2 separate regions of the Homo sapiens genome follow, and region 1 is linked to region 2. The links are chromatin contacts, found by Hi-C or POLR2A ChIA-PET in ENCODE. All regions are on one chromosome and are shown on one strand. Each heading gives the region's core, a stretch centred on a gene start or an enhancer-like site at or near the end of the contact. The rest is flanking DNA. Distances are from core to core; before and after follow the strand shown.

What was found. Hi-C counts contacts between places; a loop is a spot of excess contacts on that map. ChIA-PET counts read pairs that join two places held with the same protein, here RNA polymerase II (POLR2A). Pooled maps may share reads with other maps.
Region 1: a pooled map shows a loop between it and region 2 (2.5-fold over the local background). The contact joins two enhancer-like sites. A Hi-C loop is called at or near these places in 1 of 50 pooled maps. POLR2A ChIA-PET finds 5 or more read pairs at or near these places in 2 of 52 experiments (BJ and GM10248).

The regions. Positions count from the first base shown.
Region 1 is chr10:62,015,646-62,021,583 of GRCh38, reverse strand. The region is part of intron 4 of ARID5B (AT-rich interaction domain 5B); the gene reads right to left. Among named protein-coding and RNA genes, the nearest start is that of ARID5B, 120 kb to the right of the region's middle. Within about 2 kb of position 4,288, at least 5 of the 41 ENCODE cell types and tissues checked have a DNase peak (open chromatin) inside an H3K27ac peak, as active enhancers do.
Region 2 is chr10:61,784,624-61,791,356 of GRCh38, reverse strand. All of the region lies in intron 3 of LINC02625 (long intergenic non-protein coding RNA 2625), which reads left to right. Among named protein-coding and RNA genes, the nearest start is that of LINC02625, 80 kb to the left of the region's middle. Within about 2 kb of position 4,521, at least 5 of the 41 ENCODE cell types and tissues checked have a DNase peak (open chromatin) inside an H3K27ac peak, as active enhancers do.

The sequences.
Region 1 (5,938 bases), core at 3,039-5,538, 230 kb before region 2:
TAAATATCGCTGACCATAATCTGGATTCTCTAATTTCAGAAACCCATTCCTCTGACAGAGTAATATTTATAGAAGATGAATTTAGGTTTTCAATTATGCCAACTTCCTCTTTCATATTCAAATGCTACATATATTCCAGAACATGTTTACAGAATTTTCCCATATTTCTAAATAAATACTCCAAAGAAGTTCTGAAATATACACATTTTAAAGATGCCTTTGCACACACCAAGTTATTCCCAGATGTTTTACATTCCAAATTTCTCAATAAATGAATAACATGCTAGGAAAGCAAACAAGAGCTGACAGTATTTAGTCTAAGTTTTTTAAATGGTATAGCATGTGCAGCTAAAAACAATTTTCGATAACTATGTATCAGCAGTTATTAAAGAATCCAGAGTGAGTATTTGTGGGACTTGGCACTGAGCTCTATGTAAATGCAGTCTTCAGGATGATTGTTTTGTGTTTCTCACAATCACACTGCAGCAACAACTTTTGTCTTCTATCTTCTGAGATATATATATATATATATATATATATATATATATATATATTCATGTGACAAACCCATGATCCCAGTGCACTGCCACAAATGCTCATTAACAAGCATCACAGTCCCACAGTCAGTTCTGTGAGCTTTGAACCAGTTCCAGAACGAGGGCTACAGCAAATGGCAGCTTGGCCTTTTCATTTTTTCCATTTTTTACACTTAACAAAATGTAGAAAACTCCCAATAACCGCTCCTTTCACACTTTTTATCTCCTTTATAAGTTCGTAATATTCACCCATTAAATCTCAAACTTTGCTATGTTCTTATGTAATGCTTAATTCTCTTCTCTGGCGTTGGCTTGTGAAATGTCTTTAATTAAAAAAGCTAAAAGCACTCTAAATCTGGATGGCAGACTCATTTCCAGGGCATTCAGGCATGTTGTCTAATTTTAAAACTCTGACAGGATACATGTAAATTTATGCAAGTTTCATAAAAGTCACAATTTCCTCCTTGAATTCAAGCTAAAGAAAATGCCCCTGAGCTCTTTTCAAAGCTGTTTGTTTTACTGGAGAGCTCATTTTGCCCATTGTGTTGGAGGTGATTATTCTGAAGAATATCCGATGTCAAAGTCCCATCAATCCACTAAGAATTAAGGAGTTAAATTTCCCGACTATTGATCAAACAGACTCTTTGATCATTATTTTATGCCTTTTAAACACAGATGGGGGAGGGGAGGAAAAATATTATCATGCAAATTATTTTGGTTGACAGTAATTAAGAAATTATATGTTAAGAAAATCAGTAATTGTTCACATGAGTCATTAATGTGTTTTCATTCTTTGTAAAACTTTCTGGCACGCCCTTCCTTTCTTGCTTTAAATAAGCAAGGACTGGAAAATATGCATAGTATTTGGAACCCAGGGGAGTGACATATTAATTCAAAGTTTGCTTGGAAGTGTAGCTTTGTGGAAACTCAAACATGTTCCCATCCTTTTTTGTTTCCACCTCCCTTCTACTCAAGACTCCTCGCCAGAAAGTTAGGGTAGCCTCTTTGAATGTAAGGCAGGGTCTTCTATGGGCTGAGACTCGCTTCTCTTCAGAGGGTCACAGTTAGGAGGGTCACAATTAGAAGACTCACTGCCTAGGAAATCTGTAAGAAAACCCACAAAATGTGGGAATCAGAACGAGCTCAGCCCTGGGCGATTAACCAGTCCTTGCTAATTCTGTGGCTCCCTAGGAGCAAATCTTCACTCTGAATTAAACCTTTGCCAAAGTTTGTTTTGGAAAGGTCTTAAATCCACAGGAAAGAGACTAAAAGTGTATGATGGAAGGCTGAAACAAGCTCCTAAATGGTTGGGACACCTTCGAATGAACTCAGGTTGGCTTATAAATGGCCAATCCCTAAAAGAGCACAAACTAAAATTACATTTGTTTTTATTGAAAGACAGCCTCAAGTGCTGACATGTAGTGTATGACATGGGATACATAATAATACTCTTAAACCAGTTCTGACATAATATCTCCGGCGGCCTAATAACCACAAATGATTGCTTTAGTTAAGAACTAGCCAGAAGCAAAATAGATCCATGTAAAAGTAGCTTGAATCATAAATGCCTCAACAATATTTTATGTCACTTTGTAAAAGTTAAAGGAGTCCTATAATAATTAACAACAAAAACGCCATGTTCTTCACTATTGTACGGTGGTTGTGAAAGGTTATTTCATAGTCCCGAGGCTGCCAGTGCCGTAAATTATGCAGGCACCAAGAAGCATTAAGGAGAAATAATAGCAATTTAAACGAAGGCTGACGTAATTCATGATAAACAGTCATTGGAAAATATTACAATGTTGTCTTTTTTGAGTGGGTTTAATCAGAAGAATGTGACCATATTCTAACATAAACCACTTCTCTTTTCCATTGTGCTAGCACTTGGAATGTTGGCACTCACCCTAGCTGCAAGGTTCTTATTCACAATAATTGCTGAATCCAGAGCTCCAACACCTCCAGGGAACCTAACAATGTAAATTTGGTATTCTGATTGATGGAAGGAGCTTCCAAGACAAAGCTCCAAACCTCTGGGCTGCATGGTGGTCTAAAAAAGGGACTGAAATTTGAGATTCATACAGCCAGGATACTTTCAAGAATACACATTAGAAAGATGGCTCAAGTAAAGCAAGCAGTAAAGAATTACTTTACTGTGATGTCTAACAGAACCTGGAGATGTGGTATGAATCTGGCAGCTGTCCTGATAAAAGCAGATCTTTGTCACAGATTGTTCTTGGTGAACTGTAAATATAGCAACACATTAAGAAGTAAATATGATGGGGAAGACCAAACCAGCCAACTTTCATTAATGCAAAATATCACCAGGTCAGGATCATAAGACATAATCACAAGACAGGGTGGTCAAGCAGATGTTTGTATCTGAACACCCACAAAAAATTACCTTCTGTGCATAAAAGACGACAGTGGTGGGGGCGGGGGAGGGGCAGGTTTGAAAAAAAAAAAAAAAGGTCAGGAACGCGTCTCATGCCAACATGGAGACCGGGCAATATTTACCTCTCTGGCACCCACCCAGTCTTTGGAAACGTAAAGATAATAATGATATTGGTATTACAACTACAAAGCCTTCCAATGTGCAGTTCATTTAAAAGTCTTTAAGCCAACTATTGATTATCTGTGGTGACGAAGGAAGGCAAGGATAAAAGAAAACACAGAAAATCCAATGGCTTATCTTTCCCACTGGTTTCTGTTTCATTCATGATCCATTCTTTCCAAGGGCCATTAAGAGCAGCAGAAGTGATTTCATTTTTTCTTCCTCTCCTTTTCTCTGCCAACCTTCGGATGGAGGTGCTAATGAGCTGGAATAAACTCAAACGAAGGGAGAGGAGGTCTGCCCAGGAAGTCAGGGACTTAGATAATCTACATAGTGGGGCCTCTGTCCCTGATAATAAAAAATTAATTGCCACCTTGCAGAGATCATTTAAAATATCTATTATATAGAAAACCCGATTATTTTTGACACTGGATCTTTTCTTCCAACTGAATCTATTTAAATCATCTCAGAGGTCAAATATCTGGCCACTTCTTTAAAAATATTCTTTCAAAGTAAGATAAATGGCTTTCTCTGGCATTTATACTATTGAATAATAAAAATGTATTTTATCTCCTCTACACACAAACCTTACTTTCTCTAAATAGCCCACTGTGAACATTATCAGTGAATTTTGCTCAGTGTACAAATATTTTATGTATTACAATGAGTAGCAGAACACAAAACTTGCAAATATTTATTTTTAGACATATGGGAAAAAAAGCAATTAGAGCTAAAAATGTGAAGAATGAAGAGCTCACTTAGAAGCAATTACATTGGACATGCAAACTGTTCTGCCATCAAACTTTTATTCAGATGCTGTAGAGCATATTAAGAAATATCACTTGCACACACAAAAAAGAAAATATTATTTCACAACCAAACATTTCCAATCACTATAAACAACATCTGGGGGTCATTAATAACTTACTCTGCAGCTGAATTAGCCAAATAATATGTGGCCTGACTCAGAATTCCTAAATTTCTATTTTTGAAGAAAAAAAAAAAAGCAGAACAAAACAAAATACCATGACTTATTTTTTTTTTCGAGACGGGGTCTCGCTCTGTTGCCCAGGCTGGAGTGCAATGACGTGATCTTGGCTCACTGCAGTCTCCGATGCCCAGATTCAAGCAATTCTCCCACCTCAGCCTCCTCAGTAGCTAGGATTACGGGGCATGTCACCACACCTGGCTAATTTTTGCATTTTTAGTAGAGACAGGGTTTCACCATGTTGGCCAGGCTGGTCTTCAACTCCTGACCTCAGGTGATCCACCCACCTTGGCCTCCCAAAGTCATGGCTTATTTTTTCAAATATGTTTGCTGTCTGGGCAGTTTATATGAATATACAAACGTATGTAGACATAAGGGACAATTTGTGTACACATACGAGGCACATACTGTTTATGCATTAATCACTACTTCCCCTTACGTGGTGTCCTGTTTTTGTTTTGAGGAAGTTTAAAATTGTAATATTGAGTTCACTCTCTCTGCTCAGAGGCTAGTATATAATTAGCATATTTTTCAGACTAGTAAGAATCTAACCATAAGCAACATCTGAGAAGCCTCCCATTCCAAACTACTACAAAGCCTTTTGTACATAGCCTCATAACACATTTTAAGAACAGGCATACTGTTCAAATATGCCAGCCCTAAGATAAAAGAACTAACAATTTTACTGCCACACAACCCACTGTACTGAAACACCCCAAATATTTATACTAACAGGAGTTGAAAATAGTATCAGAGGACAATGCCAAAATATTTCTTCCACTCATTATTAGCAACAGTCTTTGGGAAGACAGATGCCAAGAAGCCAGTGCTTTTCTAATTCACTGGGTCCTATCACATGGTCTGTTAGTATAGGTTTCGTGGGGAGCAACAGACTGGTTGACTTATGGGCAGGGTAAAATTGTCTTTAAGACAATCCGTATTTACAGGGTTTTATTTTAATGCCTCTCAATCTCAAACATCACTTTGAAAAGTATTAAATTTCAATTGTAAGATACACTGTTTGGTTCAAATTTCAATATCTCCAGAATTGGTGGCATCTCAATTGATGGCATTTTACAGTTGTTAATCAGCAGTGCTTTTTATTGTATATGCAATGTGGCACATATAAAAATGGTGTATCTTAGAAATGATGTCTTAAAATTTAATGAACCTCATTGGTCTATATCAGAGGTCAATACATTTTTCTGTACAGGGTCAGAGTGTTGGTATTTTCAGCTTTGTGAGCCATACTCAAGTCAGCTGTCATAGCACAAAAACAGCCATAGATAAGATGTAAGCGTATGAGTGTGGCAGTGTGCCAATAAAACTCTGTAACAGGCTGAGCGCTGCACATGGCCCGTGGGTTGTAGTTTGCCTTATGGACAGTAGGCTGCAAACAGCACACTGACCTATGAGAATAGAGCCAGCTACGTACAGTGATGGAACCTTAGCCGCAATGCTGAATCTCCTAAAGGCACAAACTCCACCATCCTCTGAGTCTTAGTCGAACAATTCACCTACGGCAAGTGCTCCACATATGCCAGATAAGGCTGAAGTGAATAACAGTGTTTAAATTCACACTGTTAGGCCAGGTACGGTGGCTCATGCCTGTAATCCCAGCACTTTGGGAGGCCAAGGTGGGCGGATCACCTGAGGTCGGAGTTCAAGACCAGCCTGGCCACTGTAGCGAAACCCCATCTCTATTGAAAATACAAAAATTAGCTGGGTATGGTGGTGGGCACCTGTAGTCCCAGCTACTCAGGAGGCTGAGGTGGGAGAATCTCTTGAACCCGGGAGGCGGAGGTTGCAGTGAGCCAAGATCGCGCCACTGCACTCCAGCCTGGGTGACAGAGCAAGACTCTG
Region 2 (6,733 bases), core at 3,272-5,771:
GGTAAACTGTGGGAGAGTGAATTCGCTGGGATCTCGGAGGGTGACCTGTGATCTCAGAGTAATGTAAGCAAACTCCTGAGCCTGTGGTGTCAGAGCCTCAGAGCTGAACCTAACTGAGCTTTGCATCCAGATCTGGGCAGACAAGGCCTTCAAACTCTCTTTGGAGAAACTTCATGCCCCCTTAGGGAGGTGCAGAATCAAAAGGAATTGCAGCCTATTTGGTTTTCATGGTTGGTGGACACTGGTCTCTAAGTGCTATGGTGACTTCATGCATGGGCTTCTTTGTCCTATGAACTGAAGGATGGATACATCCCTTTTTGCCACAAGCCCTCTATGAAATGGCAATGAAGCTCCCTATGGTGCTTGTTTACCATAATCAATAGATGAATCAATTGCTTTCTATACCTGATTCAAGGAAGTAATTAAAGCAGGGAGGCAGAGGTATCATTAATAGAAGTTCAGTCCTCGCTATTTGCCAAAATCTATTTCTGGAAACTAGATCATTGAATGCATCAGAGTATAATGGATAATATATTCCCATTCAAACAGTGTTATATTTGGGAATTGTGTTCCCAAACAAGGCCACAGCTTCACATAACTCAGAGGTGACCTTTCATTGTCCTGAAATCCAAGATACAAACTGCAAAGTCTTAAGATAATGAGATTAGGATCTAATTACTATTAAATTGCAAAAATGTAAAATGACAAGTTTAAAATGGAATTATATGTTCCATACCTATTGTTTATATAAGGGCCTGTATTATCCATGAACTATTCATATATCATTAAAAAATGTATTTGACTATCACAATTTAAACAAAAGGGCAAGGTACTAATTATAAAAAGTATCCTTACTTTAAAAGTAAATTAATATTACTTGTCTTCTTAGGATTTTGAAGGGTTTTTAGGAGGATAATTTAGATGGCTTAGATCTCTTTAAATGACCGCTGCGCTGGCCTTCTCTTTTACATTTCCCTACAGTAAGCACCGGTATGCTAGTCTATTGTGGAACCAACTGTGCTAGAAAATATGTGTTTGTAATGATGGCAATGATAGTAATTTAGTGGTGTTATATTCTCTGAATCTGGTAAAGACATGGAGGAGTAATATTCAAGTCATCATCTATATAATAGAGTAAAATTTCATTTAAAAAGGCATAAAATTATCCATGAGGTGAAACCCATTTTTGCCGTGAACCACATTTATTATTAAGGGTAAAATCTGCTTCTCTTCTTCAGGAGGCTGAAGTAGGCAGTTTAGCACTCACTTCCATGTGGCATATTAAGCAAGGATATTTTGCACTTTCTTCTCATTGTAAACATTCTTTATTTGCTCTTTTCCTGTGATGTCCTAATAATAAGATTTGACTTTAGGCACATGGGCAGGGTGAGGACCTAAAAGTCCTGAGCTAAGGCATAGGCTCCAGCTAACTCTATCAGAGAGCTCTACCTAAAGGCCTGGGACACAAACACAGCTGACAATGACGTATTATTTGCCTTCTTTTTGTCAGGATTTCTTTTGCATATGACTTCCCAAGAAATTTCCTAGGAACCTAGGTCCCTGGGTCTCCAGGACACCATCATTTCCATTCCATCAGTACTTTATAGGATTCCTACTAGAAACAAAAAAGAAAAAAAGTTTTCTGCTTAGCCCCAGTTAACCTGAAAATTCAATTAAACAGCATCCTCCAAACACTACAGTTCATTGACGATTAACTATGCACGTTCTTGGAAAGGCCAAACTAGATGAAACTGACATTTTGAGAACTGTATTTTGCACTGAAATAGAAATTGAAGTAGGAATATGTTTTTCCTTGCTTGTTTTGATAGCATTTTACTGATGGGAAGTTTGGGGAGGCCTGAGGGGGCAAATATTGAGCTTTTGATTTATTATCAGTGAACATTTGCTCCAAATTGTACCCCATTGCTTCATTTACAAGTGATGTTTATCTTTTTGCTTTGGAATTTTATTGGTGCTTTCTCTCTTGCTTCCCTAGAAGATCGTTGGATATATAAGGGCTACAGTCACTGAGGTTAGTGTTGTGTTCTGCATTGGAGGAATTTTCTTGACTTTATCCCAGAATTAGTGGATCCATTCTACTTGGTGACACACTCCTGCCAGAGCAACTGGCAGATGGTCTAGTGTGGAGGATTGCATTGGAATGGGGAAGATGCTGGTAGGAGAGTGAGTCCCATTTATTTAAAGCCATAATCCTCCATTTTTCTCCTGATATTAAGCATTCCTGCTTCATAACTTTGTTCCACCACTCTAATTAGGCAGGCAGCCTTCCTCTGCCATTTTATTTTTTTATTTTATTTTATTTTTGAGACAGGGTCTCATTCTGTCATCCAGGCTGGAGTACAGTGGTGCAATCTGGGCTCACTGCAGCCTCAGCCTCCTGTGCTGGAGTGTTCCTCCTGTCTCAGTCACCCAAGAAGCAGGGACTACAGGCGTGTGCCACCACGCCCAGCTAACTTTTGTCTTTTTTGTAAAGACAAGGTTTCTCTGTGTTGCCCAGGCTGCTCTTGAACTCCTGAGCTCAAGTGATTTGCCTGTCTCAGCCTCCCAAAGTGCTGGGATTATAGGTGCGAACCATCACATCTGGCCCTCCTCTGCCATTTTATATTTCCACTTGGTTGTACTTCATTTTCAAATTCAACATTTTTATTCCTGACACAGAAAACTTTGCCTAAACTACTCTTGGGTGAATGTCTGGGGGCGTTATTCCATAAGTCTACAGCTTGATTCAATCTCCTGCTGAAATTATAAACGGGAAACAGCAGAGTCAATGAAAGGTGACAAGTGGTGCTAACTGAGTGACAAAGGTAATCTCATTCCACTAGAGTTTTTCAAACCAGTGATAGACTAGACACAGAGCACATGCCCTGTAAGATGTGTGTGGTGCTGTTTTGTCTTTGGATTGTATTACTGTGCCTTGAATGACATTAGTTCTTTTATATCTTACGTTCCTCTCAGAACATTATTCTTAGAACATGCTACCTTATGTTCTAGGCCCGGAAGTGTAAGAAACCTATGAATAACATATTTCTGAGTGTCTAGAAATCCAGATATTGTTTTTTGTTTGTTTGTTTGTTTGTTTTAAAGTGTTCTTGATGGAAGGAAAAGGAAGCCTCCATTTGCTTCTAAGGAAATAATAATTTCTTTCCTCCAATGTCTCTTGGATAGCTAATGGCTCTAGAGACAGGCACGGACATGTCTATGGATATAGTCATATGAGCTCAGAATTTTACCTTTGATTTGCTGGGAATCTTTTCTTTAGAGCCCTTTCATGGACATTAATTATCAATTTTTATTTTTAAGCTGTGGATAGTTTACTCACCCTTGAGAGAAACTTTCTTATGTAAAAGTTGTTTTCCACGGTCCCAAGATGGAAAACGACAACTCTTTAATCAAAAGGCTCTGAGGTATTGGTGCCATCTTTGTCTCTGGTTCCCAAAGAATGTTCTTGGAATGCTGACACCATAAGGAAAGTGTGGGGCAGCAGGCCTTAAGGGAGATTGTTAAAGCAAGACCGACATCTTCTGTGCATAGCCAATGCCTGCTTTTTCTCCACCATCTTCTTCCAAGTGGTTATCATTCCTCCTCCATGGAGATCCTGCTTTTGCTGCCCTTTCCAGCCTTTAGCTGATACAGGGAGTATGGAAAACGTAGTGTTCCTTTAATGGTTTATAAAATCAGACCTTCTTAGGAGGTCACACCGAGGGGAATGTTGCTAAAAACAACTGGCTCTTTGGCAATGCTAATCTGCATTTTCCTAAAACACATATCCAAGAGGGAAAAAGTGCATGTGTTAAGATGAAGATGGAGAATGAAGTTATCGATCTTCTTAAAGTTCATAATGTTGGAAGGGTCATGAGAGAAACACACTCTCAAACTGAGTAATAATCTACAAAGAGTTAAAACAAAAGTTCCTCCAGCCATAGCTGCACCAAGAGAAGTGGGACAGAAGTTCTGATTGAGAACTTTGATTTGCCACAGATTGTTTGAGTCTTACATGAAATTTGGAAAGGTTCCCTGACATCAAAGGCTGTTTCTTTTGGCTAATCTATTGAGTATGTTGTACCTGTCCTCCCATGAGCCCCCCCACGACTGGGAACATATGTCAGATTCTTCTTGTGCCAGTAATTTAGAGGCTCGTGACAAGAAAATATCCTTTTTCTAAGAAAAAAAGAGAGGGTGGTCCTGGGGAATGTTAATGCAGCAGAGAATAGCAATGATTTACTCCTCCCTGAAAAAAATATGCCAAGTCTGATAGACCCATATCTGAATATTATCTGCATAATTTGAAAATAACACATAGAAGGAAATAGGCCCAATCTCAGTATCCTGTTCACATTTACATCTGGAACAGCTGCCAGGGCCTCTCAGAGTTGATTTTGTTCAGTTCTGCAGGGCCGATCTGAAACCCAGGCAGAAAATGAAAGTGAGCAAATTTACCTCTGGCATTCAAAGAAATGCTTTTGGTCAAAGTGAGTATTTCTGACCATGACTCATTTTCAAAAGAAGCATTGAATTCGCTTTGTCATCTTTGCCTGGATCGGGCTCAATCAGCCCTTTTATGATTTTTAAAATATCCTATATAGGCGGGATGGCATTTATTAGGCTTCAGTTATTCAATATTGCATTTCAATGTATAAAAGTCACTGTTCAATTGAATATTGAGTTTTCTGAGGAAGTAAACCTACAGAAAAGAAATTTGCAAGAATCTAAAATAAATGAGTTTGAGAAAGATCAAACTGCCCTATGGCTGTTTCAAAGATCAAAAGATCTCTCTTTTATAGAAATCAGGAGCAGTTTGAATAGCCTCTTTCCTCTATCGCAAAGCCCCATTTTTTCACTATCATTGATAGCTTGGGACTGCACCATAATGGTATGAAAGGCCCTGGGGAGGAGGGAAGACGATTTTATTCCCAAAAAGGACGCAGGACTTTTTCGTCTGAAATAGCTGGCTTTTAATTTAATTTGATCTGGAGCCCAGTAGAGTGAGCAAATGAAAACCTGTCCTTAGCTCCTTCAGGAGGAGCAGTGGCCTTGAGGGGCATGAGAGGGTCTCCTGATAATTGTTTTTAAAGGCTGCCGTGTATCTTTGTTTCTGCTTCTAGGAGAGGCTGGATTATATGGTAGATCGCTATCTTTGAGTTTATGTGTTATGCATAACCTTAGGAAGTTACTTAATCTTTGTAGATCTCAGCTACTTCATGTGTAAAATGGGGATAATAATATGTACCTTATTCTTGGAGTAAGCTCCTTCCAACTCAGGGCCTTTGCTGGTGCTGTTCCTTCCACTGGACTAATTCATGCTTGGCCCCAGAACCCAGCTGGAACAGCTTTTTTCTGGGAGGGCTTCCATGGACCCTCAGACCAAGTCATGCTAACTCCTCCTCCTCCTCCATTAGACCATGTGCTATGATTTTCCTTGTAGTACTTGCCTCAGTTATAATTGAAAACGTTTTGTGTAAGTACTGATGTCATGTCTGGCTCCCTCTATAAGGGATTAGGAAACCTAACTTATTCATCTGTCTCATAAACTAGAACAAAAACAAAATATTTATTGTATGAATGAAATCAACAAAGTCTACTAGCAAACGATAAGTGATTAAGAAATGGCAATTTCCCTTGTTCCCCTACACTGTGAGATCCTGGAAGCCAGGACAAGCCTTACCTCTTTACCAGAAGCACCTAGGGTGGGGTCTTGACAAAGTAGCTGATTCAGGAACATCTGTGGATGTGCACGTGGACATTGTCAATCATCTCTGTCTACCTATTTGCCTTCTTCCTCAGCCTGTTCTCTGTCTTCTATCTAAAAGTGCACTATCAATTTTCAGAGAGATGCTAGAACCCTTGTTCATTTTCTTATATGGCAACTTTTCTCTGTATAGTTTCATGAAACCTCCATACATGAAGTTTGCAGTGAGAGGCAAAAAACTGAGTCGTGATCATGGTGTTTTTAGCCCCAGTTAGAGGGTTAGGTGAGTTGAAGTTGTCAGCCCAGGGAACTTTACAAGTGAGGACAGCTTTTAAACATCACTGCCGACATTATCATCATCAGCAACAACTAATAACAACTTCTTTAAATTTAAAAAAACCTTTGCCTTCTTGCCTAGGAAAAAAAATCTCCATCAACATCATAGACCATTCATGGTTGTCTACCATTAGAATCTTTTGCTTTGATTAAGGCCATTATTCATAAGAAGTTGCTATATTAGTCACTGACTATTTATTGTGAATTAGTTTATCAACCGTTTCATCTGAGAAGATGAAGGGCCAAGTATTAAGTCACTTGATTGCCTATGTGGGAAGGAAGTATTTCTGTCAGAGTTTAGTTGTACATAACATAATTCAGTATAGTCATTTTTAGCAGAAATGAGTTTCATACAAGGAATAAGAGCTTACAAAGATCACTAGAAAGGCTAGAGTTCTTTAAGCAGAGCTTCCAGGAATCACACCTCAGAACAACACCTCAGGGCTGGCCCACGGAGGCAGTTGCTGCCTCTGCCATGATCAAGTTTGTGAATAAGGAGGTCGCCTCTACAACTGCTGGCTCTGCACCTCACCACGTCTATCCAACCTGCACTTGCCTCTCAATAGCCACAGTGATAGGATCTGGACCCTGGGGGCTCTGTTATAGTTCCCACATGTCTCCACACTGTGCTGGTTAGCAGAAGTAGTGGGGTGCAGCCTCAGCCTTGATGTCTGCTTCTATAGTCCAGCT